Linked DNA regions of Homo sapiens: region 1 is linked to region 2. Evidence: chromatin contacts called from ENCODE Hi-C data. All regions are on one chromosome and are shown on one strand. The core of a region is the stretch at or near the end of the contact, and the rest is flanking DNA. Distances in the headings are between cores, read along the strand shown.

Region 1 (5,726 bases), core at 2,509-5,008, 570 kb before region 2:
TTCCTGGCACTGTGCATTGGGAACCGAGGGGTAGCCTGACCGGGTCCCTCCCTGCAGGCCCCCAAGGTTTCCAGCATTAGAGCCTCTGCAGGCTGAGCTACAGGAGTATGGAAGGAGAAATGTGGACAGCAGCCTCCAATTAGCCCTGCCAGACAAAGCAGGCTGCTCATTTTATTTCTATGTGAATTTCTTTTCTTTTTTTTTTTTTTTTGAGACGGAGTCTTGCTGTGTCACCCAGGCTGGAGTGCGGTGGCGCGATCTAGGCTCACTGCAAGCTCCGCCTCCGGGGTTCACGCCATTCTCCTGCCTAAGCCTCTCGAGTAGCTGGGACTACAGGCGCCTGCCACCACGCCTGCTAATTTTTTGTATTTTTAGTAGAGACGGGGTTTCACCGTGTTAGCCAGGATGGTCTCAATCTCCTGACCTCGTGATCCGCCCACCTCGGCCTCTCAAAGTGCTGGGATTACAGGCGTGAGCCACTACGCCCTGCTTCTATGTGAATTTCAAGGCCACGAAAAGTCATTGATCCCTGGAGGTAGTGTCCTTTCAATGTGCGAGCAGCCTGTCACTCCAGGCAGGATTTTCTAAAATCCGCCCTTGGACTTAACCAGCCCTTGGCCATTATAAGCCATTTAACTTCTGGGTGATGTGCCCCATGGGGTGAAACCTGTGAATGCATTTCCACAGAGCTGCCAGGATGGAGCTGTTTAACCCAATCACTAGCCTAACTCCCTCTGCTTTTACTCTAGGGGATAAAACTTCCCTAGCCAGCCTCCCTGATCTATCTGGTTAGTGATTTTGTCCTCAATTTCACAAATAAGAAAAATGATTCGGTATGGTGTGGTGACTTCTCCTGGGCCAAGCCCAGGCTATCAGGGGGCAGTCTCACATTAAGCTCTGAGTGGCCATAACCTCAACCCATTGCATAGCAGTGGAGACACTGAGCCCAGAGGTTGAAGGTTACAAGGAGAAGTTGATTCTCTGGAAAGAGAGGTTGTTGGTATGTGTTTGGTCACAGCACTGGCTGATGACCCCATAAAGCCACAGAATCATATTGTTGGCACTTGAAGAGACCCAAGGAAAACCTCAGTGTTTTTAAACTGTGCTCCTTGGGGTTCTCATCCAAGAATAAGACCCTTGGTCAGTGGGGAGAGAGTATTCTGAGAGCATTTGGGGCTCCAGGCCTCCCCTCCCCCATCTCACTTGGCCTGGGGCAGCGATGAGTTTCTGCTTTATCTTGTGGGCTTCTGTTTATAAGCCTTAGGTTGACAAAAAGGCTTGAAAACCATTGATCTATTTCAGCTGTTTCACTTTATAGATGAGAAAATGTAGGCATTAAGATGCTTGCCCAAGTTCACATAGGGCACCTAATGGCTATTGTCAGGATGCTGGTCCCCAAAAAAGAAGGGGAGAATAAAGAGGTTGTTGAAGTGGAATTTGGGAATGACATTGTCTTTGGCTTGCTTGCTGTATTTTGGGGTTGGCCTCCCAGGTGAGATGACAGAACATACAAATCCATTTCTGGCACAGACTATGACCACAGTGAAGGTTCATGGGTTGCTGGCATAAGGTGTGGAGAAGGCACTCCTGCAGCTACAATTAGATAAATAAAGATAGGAGAATATGCAGGCTAAGAACCTATTACTGGCTATGATCTATGATACCAGAGCCTTTATTATGTTGGTAACGTTGGCTATTTATATCTGAGGGCAACGAGGCCTCCTGTGCGCTCTGGTTTTCTTCCAGTGATCTTGAACAATAGCCAGGCTTTACAAGGATACTGCAGAATCACGGGGTTTTCTCATGCTTCCGTCCTGCCCTATGTAAGTGTAGCCCCCTTTCCAGGTACCTTCTCCACACCTTATTCCAAGATCACCTAAGTCAGATCTGGGAATAAAACAGAACTTTCCTGGCTCCTGAATTGGGTCTGTTAATAATATATGACCCATTCTCTTTGCTAAAATTCTCAGGCTTGGAAAATAGTGTTCGTGTCCTTGACAAATCATAAAGGAGCCTCAGTAAAAGGGAGCAGGGAGGAGCCTAGTTTCCAAAGTAAACGATTCAGGAAACATTTAAGAGGAGATTCACTCTGAAATGGAGAAATTCCCTGCACAGAGTCTGAGCTTTAAAGTATGAGTTTGGTGCCCCCTCCTCCAAACTTTCCTCAAGAAGAGGAAAGAAAACCCATCACAGCATCCTCTGAGCCCCAACAGCAGCACTTACCTCCTCACCATTCTGGCCCAGGTCTACCTTGGGGGGGAACAGGGGGAGGGAACAGGGCGGTTTCCTTCGGGTTGGTTTACTGGCTGGTGTCTGGAGGGAGGGCGACAGACAGACACACAGAGAAAAAGAGAGCACTGATCAGGCAACAGGGAGGAAGAGCAAGGAAATGGAAACTGGTTTCAGGAAGGTTTAGGGATTTAGGAATGTTAGGATGTTAGGGAAGTGTAGGAATATTTAAGAATGGAGGAAGGGAACTGCGTGTCTTTGGGACAGCCTGCTTACTATTTAAATTAATTCTATTTACCATCTACCCATTTTGACTTTCACCCTCTCCACTCCATTTCCTTTCCTGCTAGAATATCCACTTTTACTTGAGATTCACCGACCTGAATCACATTCAGTTTTCAGGCAGTGCCAGCACCTGAGATCAATGCTATCTTCTTTATCCTTTATGACATGCCTGTACTGTCTAGAAATTATGAACCTGATCTTTCAGATGGGAAAACAAAACCCCGAAATAGTGCACCTAAAAATGCAAGGCAAATAAGTACTCACTTGCCCCAAGGGGCCACGATAGATTTCTCTCCACCTTGGGGCACCCTTCCCTCATCTCACTTGTTTGTATTTATTTATTTTGAGACTGAGTTTCGCTCTTGTTGCCCGGGCTGGAGTGCAATGTTACCATCTCGGCTCACTGAAACCTCCACCTCCTGGGTTCAAGCGATTCTCCTGCCTCAGCCTCCTGAGTAGCTGGGCTTACAGGCATGTGCCACCACGCCCGGCCAATTTTGTATTTTTAGTGGAGACGGGGTTTCTCCATGTTGGTCAGGCTGGTCGCGAACTCCCAACCTTAAGTGATCTGCCTGCCTCGGCCTCCCAAAGTGCTGAAATTACAGGCGTGAGCCACCGTGCCCGGCCCCCTCATCTCACTTCTAATGAGCTTCTCACACTGCTTGACTCAAGAAAATCTAGCCCAAATCTCTCCAAAGTTAAGACCCTCCCTTGTCACACTTTCCTCTACTGGTCACCGGACGCTCTTCCTTCCTGATCCCTGGTTTCCTATCTGAATGTGCTTTCCTTCAAGCCCTCTCTTCTTTCTCAATTCTCGATTTGGAGTCTGCCCCAGCCTTGCCTTGCTCTGGCTACAGGGCAGGAGCTGGCTGTAGGAACTTCTTTATTCTGACACAGTCCAGGCCTGGCACAGCTGTGTGAGATCTAAGTCTGTATAGGTGGATGATCAAGATGGAAATGGATACAGATGCCCATCTCTGCCCTGTGTCTGATTCCTCCTGGCCAGAGTGCAAGCCTCACCCTGGTGGGGACAGATTCTGTCCAGGCACAGCAGCAGTGAGACATTCCTCACATTCAGAGAAACCCCTCCAGCCCCTGGCTTCTCTTCCTAATTTGGTAACTACCAAGCCTCCTCCCTCCCTCTCCGCTGGGCCTGACCAGATTTCCCTTTCCTCCTGCCCGCTGCTGAAGAGGCTGCTCTGAAGCGGCCTGACTCACCTCCTTGGCTGCAGCCGCCTGCTCCCTAAACCGCCCGGCCAGCTGGGCCACCGAGGGGGACGCCGAGTTGTCCACATTGGCATTGGTCTCTGCCGGTCTTTCCTGGCAAATGGAGAAGAAGAAACAGTTAATCAGCAAATGGGTACCAGATGCCATGCAAGGCACCTGTTTTGTGGCTGCAAGCAGGAATGCTGTGACAGTGAGGTATTTTAACAGCATTATCCAACTGGCTCCTGCATTCAAGGACTTAAAAAATTCGGTCAATCACATTTAGTGAATATCTACAATGCTCTTGGCCCGGGGTGTGGCTTTGGGGACCTGGAGACAAACAAAACCTGGTTCTGTCCTGGAGGGGTGCCCTGGGATGTCAGAGGCAGTACAGGTCCAATTTTCTCATTCCTCAAGGACCCCACCGGCAAAGGGCAACGTCTGCGACAGTGTACGAGTCTCCTTACCTCCTGAACAAGGGTGAGCAAATGCCCTTTATTGAACTTGAAACACATATATATGTGTCTTTTGTTCCCTACTTGAGTGCCATGGGTAAAGAAGCGCTCAGTAAATATTTGTGGAATTAATAAGTAAGTGACACGAGAGCAGATAGCACAGTGGATGGGAGCCAAACTGCCTGGATTCAAGCACTGACTTGCTCCATCTCTTACCAGCCTGGGGACCTGGGGCAAATGGCTTAGCCTTTCTGTGCCTTGACAAGGATGGCTGTAGCACATCCCTCATCAGTTGTTTTGTGGATTAAATGATTTGCTATATACCCAGAGGGCTGGGACAAGGCCTGGCTCATTGCAAATGCTTTGGAAGGGTGGTTGTTATTGTTACTGGCGGTGAGTCTTGCCTCCAGTGTGGTCATCAGTTTACCGTGGCTGTCCCTCCATTGAGGTGCCCCCAGGTTCCCTGAAGAGGCCAAGATGCACCCCAGGACACCATTTATTCTCATGTACCATTTGTCACCAAGACACACAGAGTAAGTCAGTGATGCTGGAAATGGCCAGTTCGTTTCTGCCTTGTTACAGGAGGCCTACATAACCACTTGGTTTGAATAAGATTTTTTACATGTCCAGTCCCGGAGACATTAGGTTTTTGTCTTTTGTCACCATGGTGGCAGCATTTCTTACACAGACTTCGAACTCCCCCTGCACTTCCCCTCCTCACGTCTAGTCTGAAAATGGGAGGATTTGGGCAGCAGTTTGTCTGAGAAAGTCCATCCTGCCTTTCCCTGGCTCTTGTGGTCTACAAAAACAAAGGATGCTTCCCTCCAGCAGCGAGCTTACTCCCTTGTACACACACACACACACACACACACACACACACACACACACACTCTTCCATGGCCCTCCTTTTGTGCTAAAAGTGGTGTCTCTGAGCTTTCTTATTTGGGTGCTCCCTCCAAAGTAAATAACTTTAGTCATTCTAAGATGCTGTCCCCTTGGAGCAAGGGAGGGGCAGATCTCCTCACCTCCCAGCCACTTCCAGCAGGGAAGTTAAGTTAATGGGGCAAAGTTTTGAGAAGAAGGCTTTGACAGGCCGGACATGGTGGCTCACGCCTGTAATCCCAGCACTTTGGGAGGCCGAGGCAGTTGATCACTTGAGGTCAGAAGTTCGAGACCAGTCTAGCCAACGTGGTGAAACCCCATCTCTACTAAAAATACAAAATTAGCCGGGTGTGGTGGTGTGCACCTGTAATCTCAGTTACTTGGGAGGCTGAGGCAGGAGAATTGCTTGAACCTGGGAGGCAGAAGTTGCAGTGAGCCAAGATCACACCACTGCACTCCAGACTGGGTGACAGAATGAGACTCCATCTCAAAAAAAAAAAAAAAGGCTTCGTTTAGGGATTTGAAGGAACTGCTGGGGCCATGGACTTTCCGATCTGCGAACAGCTGTTCTGGAGGAAAAGACAGGTACCCCTTTACTGTGGGTTGCTATAATTCAAGCTCATCTCCATACCAGCCTAAACACCAAATGCTGATTTCACATAAAGATAT
Region 2 (5,199 bases), core at 2,568-5,067:
AGAGTCAGGTTGAGCCCAGGGATGCAAAGAAAGTAACTTGGGTAAATGTCATGGCAATTTCCCAAAAATAATTCGGTGCAGTTGTCAAAAAAGACCTTTAGGAACATGGAGAATCTACAGCAGACACAAGACCTGGGACTGCACTATGGCGGTGGGGATGGGACCACACCATAGTTCACTAGTAAACAACTTTCTAGTGAGTTGTCCTGTTCTCCAGGTGTTCAGATGAGCTTTGGGTCATTTTCTTTTTTCTGCTTAGTCTTTCCTATAGGTCCATAGAGGGAGGATTTAATGGATACCATTTGTGAGTGCCTTCTATGAATTTAATTCTGACAAACCCTCCACAAATTAGGTATTATTTTTATTCCTGCATTACCGATGAGAAAATTGTGGCTCAGAAAGGTTAAGAAAATTGCCTAAGGCAGTAAGTAAATGGCAGGGCTAAGTTGAGAACATAGGGCAGTCCTGCTGTAGGTCCAGTGTTCTCTCCACAATACACAGATACCATTTAGATTAGAACAGGGAGGTGGATTGGTTGGTGGAAGCAACCCCAGCTGGATTCCCAGACTCAATGCAGACTTTGACAGGTAAGTACTTAAGAAATGCTTTATGGGAAGCCTAGATGCATGCATCAGATGAATTATGCTGAGTAAAGTTGAGTTGAGCAGAATCCCGATGAGCTGAACAAAGCTAACTTGAGCTGAGACAAGTTGAGATTGAATTAAGTTGAATTGATTAGTAGAACAATTCTCTCGTGCATCCACAACATCAGAGTCCACCCTAGGGAGAATGGTGTGCTCAGTGTCAGCAAGCCCAGTGCTCTTGCCAGGAGAAAGAAGTAGCCTGGGACTCTACCCAGGACATGGCCAGACCTGCCTAGGCAACCTCAGGGACAGCATGATGTGGCATCATCATCCATAGTATCTGAGAGTTTTCTGATAGCAGTTGTGCTGGCTCATTCCTATTCTAGCACCAAGTACTCCTGTGACCAAAAATGCATTTTCAAATATGTATGACTGCGGAGTGGGGTGGATTAAGGGTGAGCTTTGTTCACTAGAGGCTGCATGGGCGGGTCTGGCCATATCCTGAGTAGATTCACAGGCTACTCCTTTCTCCTGGCAAGGTTATTTCCTTCTCCATGGCCTGGCTGACACTGGGCACAGCATTCTCCTGAAGTTGGACAACAATTTGTGGATGGTTACTACAAAATAATTGTTCTGCTAATCAACTCATTTTTTTATATTTCAGTAGGTTTTTGGGGAACAGGTTTGGTTACATGGACATGTTCTTTAGTGGTGATTTCTGAGAGTTTGGTGTACCCATCACCAGAGCAGTGTACACTGTATCCAATGTGTAATTTTCTATCCCTCACCCCCTCCCATCCTTCCCCTCAAGTCCCCAAAGTCCATTGTATCATTCTTATGCCTTTGCCTCCTCGTACCTTAGCTCCTACTTATAAGTGAAAACATACAATGTTTGGTTTTCCATTCCTGAGTTACTTCACTTACAATAATGGTTTCCAATTCCATCCAGGTTGCTGCAAATGCCATTATTTTAGACCGTTTTATGGCTAAGTATTATTCCATAGTATATATATATATTTGTGTGTGTGTGTGTGTATATATATATATATATATATATATATATATATATATATATATATGTACCATATTTTCCTTATCCACTTGTTGACTGATGGGCATTTGGGCTGGTTCCATGTTTTCACAATTGTGAACTGTGCTGCTATAAACATATGCGTGCAAGTATTTTTCACATAATGACTTCTTTTCCTCTGGGTAGATACTCAGGAGTGGGATTGCTGGATCAAATGGTAGATCTACTTTTAGTTCTTTAAGGAATCTCCCTACTGTTTTCAATAGTGGTTGTACTAGTTTACATTCCCACAAGCAGTGTAAAAGTGTTCCCTTCGCACCACATCCATGCCCACATCTAAAAGTTTTCCAAACTTTTAGATTTCTCTTCTTTCTCAGGAACACCGATTATTCTCAGGTTTGGTCATTTAACATAATTCTAAATTTCTTGGAGGCTTTGTTCATCTTTCAAAAATTCTTTTTTTCTTTGTCTTTGTTGGATTGGGTTAATTTGAAAACCTGGTGTTAGGAAAATAAAAACAAGAGAGCAATGGAGAGAAAGCATCTCAATGGCCAAACAGGTTTATTCACAGGAATAAGCCTGCAAGGGGTTTCCGTCAGGAATCTGGTGGAGACCCTGATAGCTTAAAGCTGAGGTTTTTATAATAAAGTTTCTACAAGAGAGGGGTTGGGGAAGTGCTGGAAGGTTGGAACTGTAAGGGGCTGGGAAAGGATGTGGTAAGGGCCAGTCAGTCTTTGTTGTGGTCAGGATTGTTATGCTCCGTTAAAGGTACCGGTGAGGTTGACATTTGCTTTGTTTCTGGAAACACTGTCACCAAGGTAGAAAACACAATCACCAAGGTGGAAAAATGGCATTACTATTGTTAATTCTCACACCTTGTCTTTGAGCTCTTAAGTTCTTTCTTCTACTTGTTTGATTTTGTTGAAACTTTCCAGTGTATTTTGTATTTCCCTAAGTGTGTCTTTCATTTCCAGAAGTTGTGATTTTTTTGTTGTTGATGCTATCTATTTTTCTGGAGTTTGTTTTGTTCATATCCTGTATTATTTCTCAAATTTCTTTAAGTTGATTTTCACCTTTCTCTGGTGCTTCCTTGAGTTGCTTAATAATTGATCTTCTGAATTCTTTTTCTGGCAATTCAGAGATTTCTTCTTGGTTTGGATTCATTGCTGGTGAACTAATGTGATCTTTTGGGGGTGTTAAAGAACCTTGCTTTGTCATGTTGCCAGAATTGTTTTTCTGGTTCCTTCTCATTTGGCTAGACTATGTTGGAGGAAGGATCTGGGGCTCAAGGGCTACTGTTCAGATTCTTTTGTCTCATGTGGTGTTCTCTTGATGTGGTGCTCTCCTCCTTCCACTAGAGATGGGGCTTCCTGAGAGCTGGACTGCAGTGACTATTATTGCTCTTCTGGGTCCAGCCACCCAGTGGAGCCACCAGGGCTTCAGGCTTGTACTGGGGAGTGTCTACAAAGAATCCTGTGATGTGATCGACCTTCAGGTCTCTCAGCCATGGATACCAGTAACTGCTCCAGTGGAGGTAGTAGGGGAGTGAAATGGACTCTGTGAGGGTCCTTGGTTATAGGTTTGTTTACTGCACTCGTTTTCTCAAATGCTGGTTATGGTAGCAGTGAAGTTGTCATGTGGACAGACTCAGGACCTCTGGTTAGCCAGGATGTTACAGATGATAGAATTAGCTGTTGTTTTCTCCTTTCTTAGAGCAGCATTGTTCTTTTATGAGTTGTTGTAATGGCTTGAGCTGGTTGACCTCCAGCCAGGAGGTGGCACCTTCAGGAATGCATCAGCTGCGGTAGTATAGGGGGGAAACAAACTTGTCCTAAGGTCTTCTGGATAAATATTCAGGTTTCTCAGGTGATGGGTGAGGCCTTAGAGCTTCCAAGAGATTATGTCTTTTGTCTTTGGCTACCAGGGCATGTAGAGAAAGACCATAAGGTGGGGGCAGGGTTAGGTGTGTCTGAGCTCAGACTCTCCTCGGATGGGGCTTGCTGTCGGGGATGGAGGGTGTGGTTCTCAGGCCAAAGGAGTTATGTTCCCAGAGGGATTGTGGTTGCCTCTGCTGCATCATACAGGTTGCCAGGGAAGTGGGGGTAAAGCTGGCAGTGGGTGCCTCACCCAGCTCCCACACAGCCAGCAAGGCCAGTCTCACTTTCACTGTGCCCCACCAACAGCACTGAGTTTATATTTAGGCAGCCGGTAAGCAGGGATGAGATCTTGCCCCAGGCTATAAGCCTCCCTGAGGAGAAAGCAAGCAGAGCTTTCAGGCCCTGCCACTACCCCACTGTGGTGGCTTCTGTGCTCTTGTTTGCACTTCCTGTTTGCCATTCCCCCATCCCCATTCTGCCCTGGACAATTTACACTTGGTTGAAATTATTACAAAGTTCAGCTGGAAGTTTCCTTCTCCCTGTGGTCCTTCCCCAATACCCCTGGCTGCCCTCCCCAAGGACCCCTGTGAGATAAAGTCAGAAATGGCTTCCCTGGGGACTGAGAGTGCTTACAGGGCTCTTCCTGCTGCTTCTTCTACTTTTATATGTTTCTCAGCTCTCTAAATTCATTTTACCTCTAGGAAAGGTTAAATCCTTCTCCTGTGATCTGGATTTTCAGGTTCCCCAGTGAGGATGTGTGTTTGGAGGCAGACTTTCCCCCTCTCACACTTTGGGCATTCACAGTTTTTTGGCTATCTCATGATGTTTGCAGAAGCAAGCTGCTTCTTTGAAAGGGTCTGTGAATTGTTTCAGTTTTCCTGGTATGTTCCTGTGGTAGTTCTTGGAGCAAAGGTTCATGATGTGAGTCTCTATATGCTGTTCTGTTCATCCAAGTGGGAGCTGCAAGTTAGTCCTCCCTCCTATCTGCCATTTTTCCCCCCCATAACTCTAATCAACTCAATTTAATTCATTTCCAAATTATTTTGGATGTTAAAACTAGAGAGGCCTTTAGAGATCTCATTGTTTGGTGAAGATAATAGAGTTTTACGATAGCGGTTGTGTTGGCTCATTTCCATTCTAGCACCAAGCATTTTCTGTGACGAAAAGATGCATTTTCAAACAAACGTTATTGGGGAGTGGGGGTGGATTAAGGGTAAAGTTCATGGGATATTATCTTTTGGTGTTAAAACTAGAGAGATCTTTGGAATCTCATTACTTGGTGAAGACAGTAAAGACTTAAACACCTAGTGGGGGTGGCAGTGAGCTCTATAAAGGTACAGATTAGGTGGATTAGGTGGTCTTATTTACCTGTGTCTCTAGCAGATGGAGGGTGATCAGTCAGGGTTTGATGACTGAGTGAGTGGATGTACAGACAGATGGGTAGATGGATGAAGAGCTGGATGTCTGGATGAATGGATGGACCATGGTAAGGCTGGGCCAGGTGTCCACATACAACCTAGGGGATCAAACCTGATGATTTCCAAGGGCCTGTAGTCTCTGGCCCTTCCTCCTCCCCAGCCTCAACTTGCACTGGGTTCTCTTTGGCTCACTCCTTTCCAGTACACTGGTCTTCTTTTGGCTGTCATTCTCACCAAGTTCCTCTCTGCCTAGGGACTTTGTAGAAGTCCATTTCTGCAGCCTGATGGTT

Evidence for each region. Hi-C counts contacts between places; a loop is a spot of excess contacts on that map. Pooled maps may share reads with other maps.
Region 1: a pooled map of psoas muscle shows a loop between it and region 2 (2.8-fold over the local background). The contact joins two enhancer-like sites. A Hi-C loop is called at or near these places in 3 of 50 pooled maps.

The regions. Positions count from the first base shown.
Region 1 is chr1:167,682,008-167,687,733 of GRCh38, reverse strand. It overlaps RCSD1 (RCSD domain containing 1), which reads right to left. Exons shown (of 7, transcript NM_052862.4): 2 at 3,733-3,834; 3 at 2,224-2,313. Among named protein-coding and RNA genes, the nearest start is that of TRP-CGG1-1, 30 kb to the left of the region's middle. Within about 2 kb of position 3,758, at least 11 of the 41 ENCODE cell types and tissues checked have a DNase peak (open chromatin) inside an H3K27ac peak, as active enhancers do.
Region 2 is chr1:167,107,934-167,113,132 of GRCh38, reverse strand. The region is part of intron 2 of STYXL2 (serine/threonine/tyrosine interacting like 2); the gene reads right to left. Among named protein-coding and RNA genes, the nearest start is that of STYXL2, 16 kb to the right of the region's middle. Within about 2 kb of position 3,817, at least 3 of the 41 ENCODE cell types and tissues checked have a DNase peak (open chromatin) inside an H3K27ac peak, as active enhancers do.